Linked DNA regions of Mus musculus: region 1 is linked to region 2. Evidence: chromatin contacts called from ENCODE POLR2A ChIA-PET data. All regions are on one chromosome and are shown on one strand. The core of a region is the stretch at or near the end of the contact, and the rest is flanking DNA. Distances in the headings are between cores, read along the strand shown. Region 1 holds the start of Spg11 (SPG11, spatacsin vesicle trafficking associated). Region 2 holds the start of Golm2 (golgi membrane protein 2).

Evidence for each region. ChIA-PET counts read pairs that join two places held with the same protein, here RNA polymerase II (POLR2A).
Region 1: POLR2A ChIA-PET joins it to region 2 with 14 read pairs in embryonic stem cell. The contact joins the promoter of Spg11 here to the promoter of Golm2 in region 2. POLR2A ChIA-PET finds 5 or more read pairs at or near these places in 3 of 5 experiments (Patski and embryonic stem cell).

The regions. Positions count from the first base shown.
Region 1 is chr2:122,116,210-122,119,880 of GRCm38, reverse strand. Spg11 (SPG11, spatacsin vesicle trafficking associated) reads left to right here and starts at 1,495. Exons shown (of 40, transcript NM_145531.2): 1 at 1,495-1,760. The coding sequence starts at 1,513.
Region 2 is chr2:121,865,486-121,868,991 of GRCm38, reverse strand. It overlaps Golm2 (golgi membrane protein 2), which reads right to left and starts at 2,022. Exons shown (of 10, transcript NM_001205369.1): 1 at 1,461-2,022. The coding sequence starts at 1,787.

The sequences.
Region 1 (3,671 bases), core at 246-2,745, 250 kb before region 2:
GAAGACAGCTACAGTGTACTCATAAATAAAGTAAATTTAAAAGAAAGAAAGAAAGAAAGAAAGAAAGAAAGAAAGAAAGAAAGAAAGAAAGAAAGAAAGAAAGAAAGAAAGAAAGAAAGAGAAGAACATGGCAGCATTTTGTCAAATGAAGTCCTGCATTCATCAAGAAATACTAAAGTACCTTTTATGAGCCAGGCTGGGATTCAGGCAGGAAGATAACAGTGGTGCACAGGTCTCTGCTATTTCCAGGCTTACATAGAGTTTGGTCAGGAATTGACATAAAATGTTAATTAGTCATAAATACTATGATTTGAGAGTGACTGGAATAGAGAGGGGCTTTAGACTTTAGACTGAGCCAGGAAGGCATGTTAGCAGGTTGCCATTAAGTCAAAATGTTCAGTTTGTAGAAGTGGCTGTGTTAGAAAGACACTGTTAAGTAGGCATGGAGGCATAATCCTGTATTCCTAGAACCTGAAAAGCTGGTGAAGGAGGATCAGGTGTCTAAGGCCACTAGAGAACCTTTATCAAATAAATAGCTTGACCAAATGCCTTTTCAATAGCTCTCTACCTCTTCTCTTCTGTATCAGATTGTACTTTCCTGAGAAAAACAGAAGAAATTGAAAGGTGAACTATTTCACCATCTCTACTCTGTATGCATCCATCTGTTACAAAGGATATCGTTTGACTTCAATCTCCATGTTAACCTTCATGTTTGTAACAGAGTCCTTGGTGGAGGACCACAAAGAATAGATTGTTTGACCTCAAAAGGAGATCTATTGGTCTGAGAAGTTTACACTCCCAAATCCTGAGACTGGGTACCCACGGGTACAAGAAAATTCATCTCGAAGGGTCTGAAAATTAGTTTTTGCAGTCAGGAGGAGGAAGGGCTTGTAGAATTTATTTTATTTTATTTTATTTTATTTTTGGTAAACTGCTCTTCAAAACTTCCTGATGGGGGAAATGAGTCAGATTGATTTTTCAAACTCTGGGATCCCAGGCATCTGATGGAGATAGTTGCTTTCCAAAACTCCATACCACTCCGTAGAGGGGCCGATTTCTCGAAGCCGGGGATGGGGGGAGGGGGTCTGTTGTGAAGCCCTGCTTTTTTTTTTTTTTTTTAAAATGGTAGAGGGTTCTTTATTAGTTCTAGACTTTAAAAGAGTACTTGCTACCAAGAAAAGCGCACTACCAGATGCCTGTTAACCGAGCAGCACAAAAAGTGAAGAGGAGCCAGCAACAGGGTTTCAATGGAGTAAGAAGCACCTGCCTTAGAAATCTTTGGTAGCAAGGACAGCACAAGCAGCTGAAAGGCCCTGGCGTATTATTGAATTGAGCTGAGCAGGGAGGGGCAGGCGTGGTTTTTGCAGGATTCCGTTTAGAGCCGCCTCCACCCCAAGCTGAGCAAATGCCGGGCGCAGGACCGCCTCTCTCGTGAGAGTCACAAGGTCCGAATCACTGCGCAGGTCCGTGACGCATTCGGGCGCCTCTACCGGAAGGACCGCCCAGGCCAAGATGGCTGCCCAGCCAGGGCCCGGAAGTGCTGCCTCCCCCGGCTGTGCCGGGGCCATGGAGCGGGTCCTGCCCATGCTGCTGGTGCGGATCCCAGCTGAGGAGACGGCGCAGCTGGGACCGCGGGCGCAGCTGCACCGAGAGCTGGAGGCCCTGGGGAGCCTGACGGCTGCGGGCAGTCTCCAAGTGCTTTCCTTGGCGCCGGGCAGCAGGGGTGGGAGCAGCTGCTGCCTCCCAGGACCCTTTAGGCAGTAAGTGCTGCGGGACGGCTGCAGGCTGTGGGAGGAGGCTGAAATCTGAGCCGCTCCGGAGGGGAGTCCTGGGCTCGCCTCTCGCCGGCCCCTGGGTTGGTGGGAGAGGATGAACCACTGGGGAGCCTCCTCAGGATCGAGCCCCGTGCCTCTCGGAACCTTTCCCATCCCGAAGTGAAATCCTCACCTTGTTGCAACTCACGGCTCACTTCCTGGGTGGACAGAGAAGATGTCTCACTCCTTGATAGCCCCTGCAAACCCTGGATGGGTCTCAGCACAGGTCCTGTTTCTTTAATTCAATACAGATTGTCACTGAAAGGAGTTCTAAGCCTATCTTTCTCTACCTCCTCCTCCCCCTCTTCACTATGTATCCCTAGGTATTCTAGAACTCGAAATATAGCCTGGAGCCTACAGAGATCGGCCTGTCTCTGCCTGCACTACCAGACAGTCTACTTTGTTTTAAAATGCCAGATAAGGCTTATTTCTAAAGCATTTTTTTTTGTCTCTAAAATAATGTTTTCTTGCAAACACAGCCACCACCACGCCCACTCCAGCCCCTGCTCCTCTTTAAACTTGTCCATTCATTTACACAAGTGCTCTGAGGTCACTGAACGGTATTCCAGCCCTACGTTTTCCATGTTTAAATCACAGTCTCAAGATATAGCCAGATTGGCTTGCAATTCACAATCCTCCTGTTTTACCCCTTCTAATGCTGAGATTACAGGCTTGTATACTCCATACCTGGCATGTCCGCTGTTTCTTAGACATGAGGCTCCCATGGATTGAGAAGGTAGAGAATTACAATATTATATTGCTTTCCACTTTTCATAAAACAGTTTACATCATAAAGTTTAGAAGTCCCCTGAGTATATGCTGACCTTTTTAATAAAGGGAAGTAAGTATTTTAGGATCAATCTATATGAGACTGTATAGCCAACAGGTATCTCACTTTGAGTCTCCAGGCTCTTCAACAGCTCTATAGACACAAGATGAGTTTGCTGAGTCAGCAAGTATTTTAACCCATCTTTTTACCCCCTTGTGATACGGTCTCATGGAGCTCAGGCTGGCCTGGACCCAAGGATGCCTGTGAGTTCCCAACCCTCTTACCTCCTCCTCTCCAATGCTGGAATTATAAGCACGTACTTCCATCCCAGCTTTCTACTGTTCTCATGTCTGGTGTGTGTTGGAGTGCCTGTGTGTTCTTGGTATATAAAGGCAGAAATGGGAACTGTCAGTGTTTCTAATAAGAACCTCATAGCCACCCCATTTAATATAAACTTATTATTGTAGAAAAGCAAAGTTTTTAAAAGAAGTTGAAACTATCAGAGTGGTAGCCTCATCTCTTTTAGTGTTTTCAGAGTTGGGCCATATTGACTGATCTTAAGATAGGTCTTTCTCTGTAGCCCAGACTGGCCCCAAACTCAGTCTTCTTGTCTCAGCCACTAAAGAAAGTGATTGCTATCGAGTCACCAGATCTGGCTCATACATATTAGTGATAGTCTTTTCTTTTTTTAAGATTTATTTATTTTATTACTATGAATACACTGTAGCTGTCTTCAGACACACACTAGAAGAGTGCATCAGACCCTGTTACAGATGGTTGTGAGCCACCATGTGGTTGCTGGGATTTGAACTCAGGACCTTTGGAAGAGCAGTCTGCCCTCTTAACCGCTGAGCCATCTCTCCAACCCAGTGATAGAGTCTTGCTATGTTGCTTAGGGTGTTCAGTTTCTGGGCTCAAGAGACCCTTCCTCGGCCTTCTGAGTAGCTAAGACAATGTTGCTATGCCCAGCTTGGACCTTTTTATTTTAGTTTTTACATGTGTGTGAATGTGTGCATGTATACATGTGGAGGCCTGATATTGATATTGAGTGTCTTCCTAGATTGCTTGCCACAGTAATTTGAATTTTT
Region 2 (3,506 bases), core at 773-3,272:
GATCAAAACGGTCCATCTTGAAGATCTTATTTTAATACTCCAAGCTCTTACGGGTCTCTACCTACTGTATCCATGTTTTACAGTTCAGTGTATAGAAGGTACATCTGTCTGCTGATCTCTAGCCTTCTCAGAGGATGTGCATACTGTATAAAGAAGAAAAGGGAACAAGAAAACAACTGAGAGGCTCAGTTTTCGATAAGTAAGAAAGTAGAGGCCAATGAGGGTAGGAAGGTTGGAAGCTCATTAAAAATCTCATAGAACTTGAGTTCCATCCCCAGGACCTGCTTGGTAGAAGGAGAAATCTGACTGCTATCCTCTGACATCCACATGTGCATTAGGGTGAATACACACACAAATGAAATTCAATTTAAGGGTCGGCTCAGCAGCTAAAAGCACTTGCTGCCAAGACAGATAAACAGAAGTCAGCTCCACAGGATGGATGGAAAGAACTTGACTCCAGATCTCGGATCTCCACACATGTGTATGCACATGCACACACACACTAGATAAAGAAAGAAGAAATTTAATCTTAAAAGATTTAAGAGTGTAGAAAAGAAGTCATCTACTATAGTACCTATCTAGAAGTCTTCAGAATTCTGATATACCAACTGAAGTTGCCTAAGTTATAAACTGTCAATAAAATAGTGAAAACAGATCCTATTAAGTAGGACATGATCATAGTCCAGACTTAAGATTTTTAAATTTAAAATTTTGTATTTTCTATCTGCATTAAGCAGCAGCCCTAAGAGCTATTTAAGCACACACAATTTTATTTTCTTTCAAGAATTATAACGACAGACATAAGATTCTGTTCCTAAGAACTTATTTTTAGATTCTACCATTTCGGCTAATTTCATTAACAATTCAAATTGAGAAGATAATGGATTAACCGCACTCAAGTCACAAGTGTGGCTCATATACGGGTTCCTGACTCATCTATAACAACACTTTCAACACAAAATTCATTTTTTAAAAATCTACTTAGCAAAATACATCAATTTATAGAGATTTCTAAAAAGCCATACTGTTGACAAATACATGTTGAGCACCAGAAGGGAAGAAGGCCGCATTCTGAAATAAATTAATATTGATCAGTCTGCACAGGAGGTGGATGAGACAATGCCCATACATATACCTGGCAGCCTGTGTGCCGGGAACGAAGGCGGCCACACAGGCCAGATGATAACCACTGCCAGCTCAGCAGCTGAGCTTGGAGGAAAGGTGGTATCCACACATAGGCCACTCTAGAGAACCAGAACTTACAGTCTCTGCAAGCGAACAGAGAATGTGGCGCTGACACCGGGAAAGTCTGACAACAAACAGGGTTGCTGGGGGTCTGGGGAGCTTCCAGGGCTACCACGCTGACGGCATACAGCAATCGCCGGCGGGCGAATATTAATACCCCACCCAGAAGTGAAAAGAAAAAGTCTAGGAGGGCCGAGGAAAGGGCTCGACCTTACCTTGTCATCCTCGCATCTCTTCCCCAGGCCTTCCTTGGCCTGCAGCCGGCTGCTGAGGCGACCGTAATCGGCCTCCTTCTGGTCGATCTGCTTCTTATGCGTGTCCACCAAGAGCAAGAGGTCCGAATTGCGCTTCTCCAAGCGCCCGCGGGCCACCTCGGTGCGCTGGACCTGGCCCTGCAGCTCGGCCACCTCCTCCTGAAGCAGAACGTGGCGGGAGGAGATGCTCCAGTAGTTGAAGGCAAGGACGACGATGACTACCAGTAGCACCACCAGCACGAAGGACGGCAGGCGGCCGGCCCGCCGGTTGGCCCCGAAACCCACCATGAGGCCGGTGGCTCCGCCGCTGCCGCCGACACCTGCGGGCAGCGCCGGCCTGCTGTCTCAGCGGCCTCGGGACCCGGACCCCAAGGGACGGGCCGAGCCGCCAGAGCGCGGAGGGGGGCGGGGCGTCGCGGGTCCTCCCCGCCCCCTCTGCGCCCCCGCCGCGCCCCCTCCGAGAGTCGAAGGCCAGCGGGCTCCCGCCGCAGGGAAGCGGGAGAAGCCGGCGCTGGTACTCGCGACCCGATGCCTCAAGGCTGGGGGCGGGGACGCGAGCCGGAAGGGGGCGGGTTTCCTCGGTCCACGCCCACCGGCTGGGGCCGGGGCGCCCAGGGGGGCATTAGCTCGTTTCCGCCGACGCCCCCTCTTCTCGCGAGATAGTGGGCTTCTTCTCGTCCCCTTGCGGTCTTGTCTCGCGAGGGTTCTCTGGAGGCTGGGGCGCGGGGTCGGGGTCGCGCGGCGTACCTGGGTGGGTGTGCGTGGTGCTGTTACCTGGTGGTGTCCCCTGAGGCCAGGTTTAGGGAGGTCCTGCTATCAGCGGGCCCCTTGGCAGAGTGTCCTCTGTCAGGACCAATTCTGAGACTGCCACCAAGTAGGGAAGGCTCTAGGTAAGATGGGACCTGATGGGTGTCTAGCAAGGTTTTATGCTAGGTGTTGTTTGTGCCACCGAGGTGGAAAAAAACAAAAACAGTTGACATTAGCCCCCAGAATAGCGGTGCCCAGACAATACAGCAAGAGAAGCTAAGCTTGAGGATGCTCTGCGATTGAGATGTGTTAGCAGCCTGGTTTCCAAGGTTACTGCTGTCACGGACAGGAAGAATTCCAAAATGCGGTGCTCCTATTTTAAAACGCTCTGCTGCTTTTCCCTCGACTTAGCTGAGGAGAAAGCCCAGAAGCTGCCCTCGGTGAATGGCAGCTAATGCGCCGTTACTGACGGCTGACACATTCCGAATTAGCAATAGCAGCCCTTACAAGTTGTTTCTGCACGCCTAGTTTTACATCCCTCCTATCCCAACAACGCTTTACACAGGAGAAAGCCCGGAAACAAAGATGTGCGGAAACGTCAGAGTCCTGTATCTTCTGAACTGGGCTTAAAGCCAAGTAACAGAACTCGTAATACTGTTCCTCTCTCTGCTTTGTAGCAGGTGTTGTTCTACGTTTAGCGTCATGTTCAGTGCTACAGAGAATCCCCTGCTCGTTCCCTCTGCGTGCTGCTTGTGTAGTTGTTTAAACAAACAATAAAAAGTTACTGGTTTTCACCTGTGTAACCAGAGGATGGATTTGTAGTTATTTTTCAGACTCCGGGTCAAGAACACAAACTTAAGTGTTTATTCAAACCGGCCTATAGTTCTGAGACATGAAGATTTTACAACAGTGAAAAATTGTTCCATGTGTCCTGTGCATTTCAAAAATAAAGTTCATCTGCTTCCAAAAAAAAAAAAATACCTTCACAGAAGGATGTTTCTCTTTTTTATACTATACAAACAACAACAACGACATAAACGTACCAGAATTTACTAGCTGGTTTACATCAAAGTTGAAGATTAACTCTCTTCAATTACAGCATTTGGGGTGTTGAGGCAGAAGCTGGAAGCCAGCGTGTGCTGCATACAAAATTCTTGTCTTCAAAAGTTGAGCTCTGACTTCAGGAGCTCTGAGAAGTCATCTCCACTCTCAGATATCAACCAAGCAGCTTTGGCAAAAGGAAGCCAGGTCAAAAAGGAA